Linked DNA regions of Mus musculus: region 1 is linked to region 2. The links are chromatin contacts, found by Hi-C in ENCODE. All regions are on one chromosome and are shown on one strand. The core of a region is the stretch at or near the end of the contact, and the rest is flanking DNA. Distances in the headings are between cores, read along the strand shown. Region 1 holds the start of Ercc1 (excision repair cross-complementing rodent repair deficiency, complementation group 1). Region 2 holds the start of Calm3 (calmodulin 3).

Evidence for each region. Hi-C counts contacts between places; a loop is a spot of excess contacts on that map.
Region 1: a loop to region 2 is called in a map of T-helper 1 cell, with 6 times the contacts of the local background. The contact joins the promoter of Ercc1 here to the promoter of Calm3 in region 2. A Hi-C loop is called at or near these places in 2 of 37 maps with a recorded cell type or tissue (T-helper 1 cell and T-helper 17 cell).

The regions. Positions count from the first base shown.
Region 1 is chr7:19,340,648-19,346,993 of GRCm38, reverse strand. Ercc1 (excision repair cross-complementing rodent repair deficiency, complementation group 1) reads right to left here and starts at 1,923. Exons shown (of 10, transcript NM_007948.2): 1 at 1,798-1,923; 2 at 1,277-1,388. The coding sequence starts at 1,381.
Region 2 is chr7:16,919,649-16,925,825 of GRCm38, reverse strand. It overlaps Calm3 (calmodulin 3), which reads left to right and starts at 1,794. Exons shown (of 6, transcript NM_007590.3): 1 at 1,794-1,985; 2 at 6,161-6,177. The coding sequence starts at 1,983. Gm45972 (predicted gene, 45972) reads right to left here and starts at 4,153. Exons shown (of 3, transcript NR_165470.1): 1 at 3,936-4,153; 2 at 3,264-3,411; 3 at 1,308-2,386.

The sequences.
Region 1 (6,346 bases), core at 674-3,173, 2.4 Mb before region 2:
TGAGCCATCTCTTTAGATCACCAATTTCTTTTTCTTAGAGGACAAAAACTTCCATTTCTAGCCTTTGGTGGTGGCCGCACACCTTTGATCCTAGCACTTGGGAAGCAGAGAGAGGCAGAGCTCTGTGAGATCCAGAACAGCCAGGGCTACACAGAGAAATCAAAAAAACTTAGATAGATGGATAGATAGACAGACAAACAGCCAGTTTCCAACTCTTAAATGTCAAATCCAGAGCCAAGGAGACGGCTCAGGGGACAGTGGTGCCTGACACCTAAGCTTGAAGCCTGAAAGTTACCAGATGGAGGCAGAGAATTGACCTCCACACAAATGCCCTGGCAAGTACACCCCCAACCCACACTACATAAAGAAATGTAAAAACAAAGCAAAATAATAACAGAAAAAGGTCAGATCCAAATCCATAACTTGAAAACCCAGAATACTGCTTATACAAAACCCATAGCTGAGTTTAGTGTTGTGAAATGCACCTGGAAGTTCCTATCACTTGAGAGATGGAGACAGGAGGATTGCTGCAAGTTTTAGGTCATAGCAAGGCTCAAGAAAGAAAAAAAGAAAGAAAAGAAAAGAAAGAAGGAAGGGGGGGCAGGCAAGATGGCTCAGTGGGTAAAGGTACTTGCCAGCTTCGTGACCTCACTCAGTTCAGTCCTGAGGATCTACACAGTACAAGGATAAAATCAAGTCCCACGGGTTATCTTTTGCCCTTCACAGGAGCTTCACAGCACTCATCCATGTGTGTACAGACAGCACAAAGACATGTTTTAGAGGCCAGAGAGATGCCTTCTCAGTTAAGAGCACTGGCTGCTCTTCAAGAGGATCTGGATTCAATTCCAGGTCTAGGGGAGCCAATGACTTCTGGCCTCTGCAGGTCTACATGCATGTAGTGCACAGACATACAGGCATGCAAAACATCCACACAAAAAACAAAAGGATGTTCCATTGCTATAACCTCAGCACTTGGGAAGTGGAGATGGGAGGAACTGGATTTAAGGCCAACCCTAGCTACACATCAATTTCAAGGCTAGCCCAGGAAACATGTGACCCAATCGAAGACCCAAACTAAACAAACAAAAGCTATCACTGGCCATTGCCCAGCTGCCAGCCTCTCCCTTAACCACCCTGTCATGCCATTTTACCAACGGGCAAACCGAGGATTGCAGAGCATGGCAGGTTATTTTTCCAAAGCAACCCAAGCCTAAACTCACACCGTAGTCCCAGGGATCCTTTTAACTCCCAAGAGCCCCCAAGTCTTCGCTCTTACCCCTGCACAGGGCACCTCTTCTTCCTCCAGTGGGATAACAAACTTCCTCCTGGTGGGTGGTCCTGAGGGCTGTGGCCGACTTTCCTCGTCCTTCCCAGGGTCCATCTGGGGCCTGAAAGGCGTGGCGACATCGTCGTAGGCATTTCCATATTCCAGAGGGAAACTCTGGCTCACAGTGGTATCCCCACCCCATCCCACAAAAGGTTGCCCGGTTCGCTAGCGTTAGGTTCCAGAGGACCAACCAGTGGGCCCGCCCCTTTCCTCCTTCTCACTCCGGATTGGTCTACGGGTCTTATAGCCCCGCCTACCTGCTATTACTCCCGCACGACACTCGCTCAGAGGCAATTGGCCCCGCCCCCAGGGGCACACCTGGATGCTTTCGCCTCGCCCAGTCCCGGCCTAGTCTCAGCCTCCGCAATGATTGGCTTCTTCCGCTGCCAATCATCAATCCCCGGCCTCCATCCACCTCCACCCTGTCCCTCTCGGTCCTAGCTCTGCGTCTAAGCACTGCCAAAACTCACCTGGTCTTTCCCGATGCCTAGAAGGAAATACCACGGGGGGAAACAGAGGCGACACAACGCCAGCACAGCCAGCACAACTCCTGCTAGACTCACTTCCGGCCGCTCTGGCCCTTCGCTCGTCTCGCTGCTCCCCGGAGGAGTTAGAGCGGGGAACTCTATTCGCGCTGCTCTCTATGGTCCTGGAGGACCGCTGTGGTTTGGGGCGGATGGAAGCTTGTGCATCTTGGTACCTGGGAGACTTTGACTTCAAGTAGTTGTGTTCCAAGGCCCTCTTGAGCGCTTCCCAGACTCCAGATCCGGCTCAGTGATGATCAAAGGAGGTGGGGGAGGGAAAGGAGGAAAGGAGAGAGAGACAGAGACAAAGAGAGAGAGAGACAGAGAGAGAGAGAGAGAGAGAGAGAGGAGGGAGGTGAGATTTCAGAGGACGCCCTCCCTGTAAGCGTGGGTGGACTCAGCCCACAGACATTGACTCACTCATTCTAAGCCATTCCCCACTTGCATCCCAAGCAGGGACTGATACCGACAGCTGTGGCTTAAAGTCCAGTGGGACAGTCAGACAGGGACAACCCAGAGCGGGCAGGGTCGGGAAGGGAGAGCCCAGAGGACATTGAGCCCGTGTTAGGGGGCACCTGACCCAGCTGGGGTGTGAGGACGGGCTTCCTGAAGGAAGGGACACCTGTGTTCCGAGACCTGGGCCCCATGAATGACTTAGTATGACTCATTTCCTGGAAGGACAGTTTCACCCCGTTCCAACTTGTAGTTCTGTGATTGCTAAGGAAATAGTTTAATGGTCTTATATATTTTTTGTTCTTGCTCATTTCCTTTGCCTATTCCTTTTAACAAAGATTGGCTCATATCCTTTGCCCATTTTTTCGAAATGAGCAATTCAACGGTTTTTTAAATTAAAAAGGGGGAGGAAAAGGAGATGAGCATCTTTTGATTACCGCCCATTTGTTGGAGTGATGCTTAAGGGCTGATGCTGTTAGTCACTTCATTAGGCTGCAAATCTTTCCTTCGAGTTCATACTTTTAAAAATTCTCCATTTAAAATTTTGCATGCATTTACCAACGTATTCTCCATTTTCTTTTGGTCTTCGTGTATTGAGAGAGGGCACGCCCAAAGGTCATCATATGTAATCCCTCTATATCTTTTTTAATGTTTTCCTAGTTGTGAGGTGTGTGTGTGTGTGTGTGTGTGTGTGTGTGTGTACAAGCACATGCCTACGCTGTGAATTCTAGGCAGAGACACTACTATTGAGCCATGGCCCCAGGCCTTTGGAAGTGTGATACAAAACAGAACTATTAATAGTAGCCAGGCGAAATGGCTCACACATTTAATCCCAACACACGAGGCAGAGACAGGCGGATCTCGGTGAGTTCGAGGACAGCATGACCTACAGAGTGATTTCCAGGTCAGCCAGAGCTACAAAATAAGATCCTGACTCAAAACTAGTTAATTTATCAAATTTAATAGTAAGTAACCGTTGATCCTAGGAAGGAAAGGGGTTGAGCTGCCAAGGAATCAGAGTGCCGTGCATAAGCCTTGCCATTAGAGGGCGCGCCTGAACCGTGTGTTCTGTGAAGGAAGCGCTGACAGAGGCAAGTTCCCACTGAATGCCTTAGTTTCTCTACCTGGAATCATTTGCTGAGGTTAAAAGGGTGCAGTAAGACCGCAGTGAGTGGTGGCAACCACCAGCACGCATGTAAACCCAGCACCGAGAACGCTGAGGCAGGAGGACTGGAGCAAGTTCCAAACTAGCTTATGTCCTACTTAGTGACTTCCAGCCCAGCCTGTGCCACAAAGCAAGACCCTGAACAAAACAAACAAAAAAACCAAAACCTCTGGATGTATTGGTGTCAACCCTAACACTGGAGAAGCAGAAGCAGGCGATCTATGTGAGTTCAAGGGCAGCCTGATCTATACAGTGACTTCCATATCAGCCAGGGATACATAGGAAGACTCTCCCACTACCCCCTCCCCCATGAAAAAAGAACCAGGGACTGGAGAAATGGCTCAGAAGTTAAGAACACTGACTACTCTTGCTGAGGACTAGATTCACAGCATTCACAACCATCTGTGACTCCAGTTGCAGGGGATCTGACGCCCTTTTCAGACCTCCTAAGGTACCAAGTACACAGAACACTCATACACATAAAACAAAACAGAATTACATGCCATTTAAAAAATAAAATACAAGGACGCGTGTCTCTGAATCTCTGAAATGTCAGAGAGCGAGCGTGTGTGAGATACCAAGCTAAGTAGAATCCTAACTCCGTGTGTGAGATGTGTTTCTCCCACAGGGCAAAGGTATCCCAAGTCTTGAACCTGCAACTCTCGTCTCTACCGCCAGGGGTCGCCTGCGCCCCGCTATTATAGGATTCTCGGGTGGGTTGGGAAGGACCACGCGGGATGCTCAGGACCCAGCGGGAAGGCGGCGAGCATCCCTACCGCAGCCAACCTGCGTCCCGACCGCCCACGGCTGTGACTTTGAGTCGTTTGCATTAGTCAAGGGCGGGAAAAGTTCCTCCTAGTTCTTCAGCATCCCCAAGTTTGCTTTCTGTGTTCAATTTCTGCACTGAGCCTTGCATATCCAGATCGAGGTCCTCCCACTCGGGGGCTTTGAGTTCAAATGATCCCACTTTGAGTTCAAATGATCTCTCTTAGCATCCCGGTCAAGCTTTCCTCCTGGGTTTCTTCCTCCTGTATCAAGTACGGTTCTGTTCCCCTCTGCACTCCAGAAGGGATGGAGAACTGGGGGCTTGGACTAAAAAGGAGCTGGACAGCTGGAGACCCTCAAAGGTTCCGCCTGCGGCGGCGAGGGTGGGGGACCACAGTGACCAGGCCGGCGTCCCCACCCGCCTCTAAACTTAGCCGCGGTGACGGCGATCGCGGCGGGCCGGGGACACAGGGGGCCCGAGCAGAGAGGGGGGCTGGCTCGCCTCGGCTGTGAGAGCTTCTATTTATAGTGCCCGGAGCCCGAAATAGCGTGGAGCAGAGCGGCCTGGATGACGCGGGAGCCGCCCGGGGCTGACTCACCCGGCCCGGAGTGGAGGCCCCCGGATGGGGGGACAGTGGAGCGCACCGGACCCGACCCCCGCGCCTTCACGGACACCTCTTCTACTACTGCACCTCAATGTGTCCACTGGGACAATGTGTCCGTGGATGAATAGATACACAGCAAAAGATGTTTGTAGCAGAGGCACTGCAGTTGGATTAAGGGAAGAACTTCCACCAAAGAAATTGGACCAGGTAGGAACACGTGCTTCTCACTAGGAGGAGTACTGAAATGTTTTAGGCATGGCGGCGCAGACTCATTGACCACAGACAGCCATCGTTCCATAACGTGTCTTCTGTACTGCCCCACCCCCACCCCCAACCCCTGGAATGTTCCTCCTGCCTGGAGTGCTTATCCCTGCCTCCAAAGACTTGAGAACTCATACGCTTACTTTAGAGCGCTGTCCCTCTGACCTAGTGGCCTGGGATAAATGAGCGGTGTCCAGGGCAACACGAGACAGAGCTAAAGATAAATTTAATCTAGCCGATTAGCATGGATTGAAAAGTGATGGCAAGAAGGAAAAATGGATCCAACAGCAGCTTGCTTTCTGTCCCTGCAGCAGGTGCCATGTGCAGGTGTGGCCCGGGAGCCTCGTTTTAACCCCGGGAGGGGCGCACTGCAAACCATGGTTAGTGTTGCACTGTGTCGCCTACACCTGGGCCACCTGGTCCTCAGGTCATGGGGGTCCTAGCATTGGGGCCTTAGGGAGTCCGGGAGAGGTGTGATTACCAAAGTACAACCCAAGGCGCCCTCAGCCCCGCCCCCCTTAAGGACACAATCACGTGTAGACACTAAGCAGACTTTATTGTGCTTCTTTGCTGAGTTTATGGAGCCTGCAGGGAATCACAGCAGACCAGACACAGACAAAAACGTGAGAGAGAAGGGTGATGGCTCATTGAAGCCCAAGGATGGTGTCTTGCAAAGACTTAACAAGTCTAAACTGGATGTGGAGGCAGGGACTCAGATGCGAGCCCTCCCCAGGGTCTGAGGCCAGAGGACGAAAGGGTACAGGCCAACTTGGGCTACTCAACAAGACCCTGTCTTCATAAAGTCAAATAATGGCCTTAGAATAACTCTGTTGGCAGAGCATTTGCCTCGTCGACAACGTCATGGATTCAATCCCCATCACTGCATAAACTGGCCATGCAGAAAAGGCTGCATGAAACAGTCTGCCTCAAAAAAAAAAAAAAAGCAAAGTATGGAGTCAAATAGGTAAATAGTACTGTACTTTTTTTTTACAACTGATTTCTTTTTACATTTATTTATGAGGGGACATGTGCACAGCACTCACATGCAGTACAAAGAACAATGTTCTTATGAGTGTTTTTCTCCCTCCTTCCTTCCACGACACGGGACCTGGAGGTTGAACCCAGGCTACCCATCATGCTTGGTGTCAAATATCAAGTGTCTTTACCCACTGAGCCATCCTGCTGGCCTGGTGACTTTTATTTTATTTCATTTTGTTATGTTTTGTTTTTTTGAGACAGGGTTTCT
Region 2 (6,177 bases), core at 545-3,044:
TGGCTCACAACCATCTGTAATGGGATCTGGTGCCTTCTTCTGGCCTGCAGGCATACATGCAGACAGAGCACTGTGTGTAATAAATAAATAAAAATCTTTTAAAAAATTGTTTGATTACTAGTTCAAACCTGTAATTTTGCTACTGTTATGAGTCATTATGTAAATATCTGATATGCAAGATATCTGATATGCAAGCCACAAGGGGGTCAAGACCTACAGGTTGTAAATCTCAGTTTACAGGTTGCAGACATTTAAACCAATGTCAACAAGATCCTCCCTCCTCTCTGCCTCTGCTCTATCAGTTTTATTTCCTTCTGCACTAGACACATTTTCTTTCCTGAGAGCAGATTTAAGAGATGTCCACAGGCGGCATTTACAGAAAGACTATATTCTCCCAGTCTCTCCCTCCCCACCAAAAAAAAAAAAAAAAAGTTTTCTGACCCTAGAAGTTCTCTCTCTCTCTCTCTCCCCCCACCCCCCTTCTCTGTCAGTTCTTGCCCTGGAGTGTCGATGCATGCCTTTGATTCTGAAGGCCAACCAGGGCTCAGGGCTACACAGTCTCAATAAATAAATAAATAAATAAATAAATAAATAAATAAAGGAAGGAAGAAAATGCCAACTCCCATCCTATACGAGGGCTCTGTACAGTAATGTACAGTATATACACTATGGTATACAATACAGTTGTCTCAGGTGCCCTTAGCAACAGTTCTTTTTCTTTCTGTGCCTGGAATCCCTAGAATAAGAAGTGAGTCACACTGTCTAGGTGACAAGAGAATGGTTGAGAAGTGTGATGTCACCAGCACAGCCCGGCACCAGATCTGTGCAGACAGCAGTGCCCAATTCATGTTTAATTGGCTGAATGAGTGAATGAATGAATGAATGAATGAAAACATTCTGCATCCAGAGATTGTTCTGGGTACAGATCCTGAGATCAAGAGTCAAGTCCAGATCCCCACATGTTGCTTTTGTGCGTGTTTTAGATTTGTGTTTGTTTGTTTGTTTGAACTTATTTATACAGCGCGCATGTGGAAGTCCGAGGACAATTCTTTGTGGAAGTCTGTTCTCCAAACCACCACGTGAGTTCCGGTGATCGAACTCACAGTTTCTAGCTTGCCTGCAAGCGCCTTCACCCACTCAGCCATCCCAGCAAATTGTACGCGTAGAGGGTGGAACCTTCAGGAGACCAGCGGAACCTTGAAGAGCCAACCACTGTGAAGAGCCGGTTCAGGCCAGGCTCCTAGACCCCACGATTTTGGATTAAACCATCTTGTATCTGCTCAAAGGGAGAGAGAAGAAAGTCCTTCTGCTTCTTCCCCCAACCCATTTTTATTTCCGAGCCATAGAGACAACGTATTTGCTTCTCCAACATCCACCCTGTTTCCGTCTTAGCCCCTCTATTCCTCGCGGCTCCACAGAGCCACACAGGTCGTGCTGCCCCCCGCACACCGCGCGGTGGCTCGCCCCAGTTTGACGCATTGCAGGGAAGGCCGGACCAATCGGAGTTGCGTTCTCATTTCCGCCACGAGGCGGGTCCAATAGCGGCGTGGCTCACACAGAGACGTGTCACTCTCCGTAAACCGGTGCCCTTCCGCCAGAGAGGAAAGCGGAGCGGATGCAAGGGGCCGAGAGCGCCGAGAGCGAAAGTAGTCCCCGCGGTGGGGAACGCGCGTGCGCGTGCCCGTGCGGCAGCAGATTCGCTGGGCTCTGTGGAAGGGGCGAGCCGCACGAGCCTGACGCGAAGGGATCCGTAGGAAGCCGCAGTGCAGCGGGAGCGCGCGAGCCGTCTGGGGCGGGGCCGGGCGAGGCGGGGCGCGCGCGGCGGCCGTTGAGGGACCGTTGGGGCGGGCGGCGGCGGCGGTGGCGCGCGCTGCGGGCAAAGAGTGTGGAGGCGCGGACGCGCGGCGGAGCTCGAGCTGCTGCAGCTGCTGCCGCCGCCAGAGTAACCTCGATCCCCGAGCTCCGGATACCGGTGCCTCGCCATGGTGAGTGAGGCGGCTGAAGTCGGGTGGAGACCCCCCCATCCCGGAGATGGCGAGCGAACCCTGGGAGGGAGAGGCCGGGCCCCTCGGGACCTCCCATGCGGCCCTTGGGACTTCTAGAAGCGGTTTTAGCAGCAGATGGAATTGGTAGGACCCCCAAACAGACAGTCTGAGGCTTCAAATGAGGAGCTCCAGGACATCCCCACCCCCGCCACCTCCCAGGCAGCATTCGGATCCCTCTCCGGGCGATTGGTTTTAGAATCACATCTACCCGGTCCCCGGGAGGAGGAAATAGGAAACGCCGGCGATGAAGGCTTTGGGTCCTGGAGGAATGCAGGAGGCTGCTCCTAGAGGGGTGGCTGTGGGTAGCGGAGAGGGGGACCGGTCGGTTCCTAGGGAGTGTTCTGCAGAGAGGATAGATGGGGATCCTGGGTCACTTGTGCACTGTAGACCCCGGTGGGGGAGGGGTCTCCAAGGACAAGCATTGCCAAGAGGAGGAGGAAGAGGAGAAGGGTCAGGTGCAGGCTGAGGTAAGGAGGAGCCCGAGGTGGGTGGCAGCAGAGGCTAGAAGATGCTCTTGGAGCCTGTGAGGACCCAGAAGGGGACTGAGGAGAGTTGGGGGTCGCAGAAATGTTTTTAAAGGAGTGGGGATGTGATCACGGGTAGTGTGGGGAACCAGGGAGCCTTGTGGAGAACTTGGTTGGGGGTAGCTAGGAAGGATTCTGAGGTCTAGGTTGTTGCACTAGAAAGAGAGGTTGGGGTTTGTAAGGCGTGTTTTGTTTGGGTCAGAGAAAAAACGGGGTTTCCAAGGTGAGGGCTAGGGAAGGACTTGAGTTTGGGTGGTGGGGGTGAGGTTGGACAGCCTTCTAGAGAAGTGTAGGAGACAATGAATGGTGGCTGAGGTAGGACTAGGTTTAGAGGTGGGTGTCTCCGGGGAAAGGTCCCGACACAAAGGCTGATGACTCGGGCTTGGTCATGGGCTGCAGCAGAGGACCTGAAGGAGTAGCTGTGTGCTCCCTTTGCCTTGGCAAGAATGGGGCTGGGCCAGGCTGAAGGCACTGAGGCAGTGGGAGCAGGTGGGCGGAGTTGTTCAGGGCCCTATTGCGCACTGAAGCTGCATGATACAGGACTGGGGTCAAAGTTTGGGGTGCATCAAATGATGGCTAAGCCAGGAAGCTTGGCCCCCTCATTGTCCCTTCCAGGCTAGGAGGGCTGCCTTTCTCCTCCAGCTTCATGCACCTGCTTCTCCTCACTGTGCCAAATGACAGCGCAATACAGTACCGTTTGGGTCAGTGACAGATGCCCAGTTCCATCCCTCAGGGCGGGGGCTGCAGTGCTTGTCCAGAGAAGACCTCCAAGGACCCTCTCGTTGACTCAAGGGCCACTTGTTCTTTCCAGGCCTCTTCCCCAGCGCCCAAAGCTAAAGCTTCTAGAAGCAAAATAGATTACTTCTCCTCTGGTCCTGCCACCCACAACACCCCCAGCCCTCCCCACCATCCCCCCTCCCCCAGCCTCAGGCTGGGAACCGCGTGCACCACCCTCCCTGGCAAAGCTGGGGAGGACAGGCAGCCGCCACCACGTATCAGATCTCATACTGCTGACACAGACCTGAGGGCTCTTCTTGCCGCCACCCCATTCCCCCCGCCCCCCAGCAGAACCTTGCTAAAGGGGCCCTACAGCTTGGGCAGCTGCCAGCAACCCCCACTCCCCACCTCCAAAGGAGGGTCCCAGCTTTGGCCCTGACCAGGTTTTCTCTTCCTGTTTGTATCCAGCAAGGTGTGGAAGGAAGAGTCCCTGGTAACTGGCCCTGGACTTTGGCCTGAGCTCTGTGGCTCCTCCTTGGCCCTGGGTGAGGGGCCCTGGCCTTGGTTTCTGAGCTCATTTAACATTGCTTTCTGGCACCTGCTGGGGGCTGGGGCAAGCCTGAGAAATAATCCCCTCTTCCCTCCTCACCTCAAGCTGATTTGGCTTGTCCAGCCCCTCTCTGGAGCCTGAGATGAAGGTTTGGAAAACTGGAGACAAGTGGCTTATTGTGCGGTGAAAGCTAACGATCTAAGCTGGGAAGGGCCACCAGCGGCAGGCAGTCTTGCTTCGTAGGCCATCAGTTTCCCAGGCCAGCAGCCCTGCTGTGGTATCTGCGGCCTTTCCTTGGTGGAGCAGGGGAAAGGGCTCCTGGATGTCAGGGAGAGTGTCTGACAGGCCCTCCACAGAGCCAGAGCCACGCCTATTTGCAGCAACCGTGACAGTGCCGCCTCTGCAGCTTCCAGCTCTTTGGGGAGAAGTGGCACATAGCAGACTCCGGAGCCACCCTTGGCCATTCCGTCCACAACCTGCCTTGGCCTCTTTGCTCCCACCACCTTTCAGTGTCACCAAGAGGGGAAGGGAACAGGGCTTCTTGCAGACCGCACTGTGTGATGGGAAGGTCCCTGAGTGGGCTGGCTTTTCCCAGCCTAGGCCTGTGGAAGAGAATGAAAAGCAGATGGACTCCATAGCCGTCCTCCCCACTGCTCCTCGGCCTCTTCCTCCCCTCCCCCAGCACAGGCTGGCCTTGGGAACCAGAAGCCCATTCTCTTCTCACTTTCTGGGCGCAGCCAGCAGCAGTGTCCTCGGGTGTCAGAACCAGGGGGTGGGCCTGATCATCCCTGGGGGGGTGCGGGGGGGGTAGGTAGAACAAGGGCCCTTTGGCCCAGGCCACAAGGCCAGGATTAGGAAGCCCACTACTCTGAGTCAGTCTTGATAGCTGTGCAGAAGGCTGTCCGTTTGGCCTTTACCATCTCTTTGCACCTTCCTTCTCCTCCGCCCATCCCCTCTGCAGGCATCTCCCATCTGTTCTCGTCACTGATCCTCCTCCGACACGGCCTGTTTGGGACTTGGTCTCTAGTTTCTCTTCGTCTAGATTAGACAATACCCCTGCCCCCATTGCATCACTTATGAATATAGAATGTGGAGGGATGTGGATTATTGTTTTTAAAAGCAGCTCAAGGGTTAGGGGCAGGCGATAGTTTGTAGCCTCAGCTGAGACCTCCAGAGCCTTAGTAAAATGATGCACGCTACTGCCATAGTTCACTTCGGCTTCAGGGACTTGCAAGCTCAGGCCAGGATCCTGCTGTGGCCTTGGTACCTTTTGCCTTCATGGGAAAAGGAAGGCAGCATCATGTGGACTACAGTGACCCCAGGGCAGAGGATATATATATATATATATATATATATATATATATATATATACATACACATATACGTATGCGTATGCGTATACGTATATGTATATTGGGGGCAAGATCCGCACAGACAAAGAAAACTGGCCTTATTAACTATTGGAAGCTTGCAGTTGGGATCCAGCTCTCGTTTTGCCCCTCCCTCTGCACTGCCACACCCCACCATAACCATAACCATAACCAGGGTTCCAGTGAAGGAAAAGCTGAGAGCTGTGTCGGGAAACCCTAGACACAGCAGGACTGTCTGCCATGGCTGGCTACGCCTCAAGTAGTCCAGACTAGAAAGGGTTAAAATCTGCAGTGCTGAACCTGGAAGGCCAAAGCCCAAGCAGACTTGAGTTCTTTGCCACCATTGCTGCTTGCTGCAGTCCCTCCCTGCCACTTGGCCCTCTTGTCTAAAAGTAACAGAGCGGGATGCCGTGCTGCATCTACTCTGCATGTAAGCAGGGAGAGCCGCCTCTTGCCTAACCTGGGTTCTCTAAGGCCCTGGAGCAACTTGGAAACACCAATTAAAAGAGATCTTGCCACTTGGAGGCACAGTGCCTGGGCCTAGTACCCCCAGATAGGTGACAGAGAAACTGGCAAAGACGGCCCCACACGGCTTCTCTCTGCCCTACCCACAGTGACTGGCCTGTTTTGTTTTGGAGCCTTCTAGAGTGCTTGATGAGGCCTCTAGGGCAGCAGCCTCTGGGGCTCCCGGAGTAAAACCTGAGCAGCGCAGACACTGTGTCAAGGTTGGGCTGGAGCAGCTCTGGATGCTGCCCAGCCTGCGTTGGGCAGGCCTGTGGTTCCTGGGAGCTCCAACTAGCCCAGGCCCTGGCTCTATGACGCGATCTGCCCTTGCTTAGTGGGAATGCTTTAGGAAGCTGGCCTTGGCAGAGGGGGCTGGGCAGGGGAGGAGGCCACGTCCAGGATGGATGGGTAGGTTAGCCCAGTGACTTACACTCCCTCCTCCTTTTCCAGGCTGACCAGCTGACTGA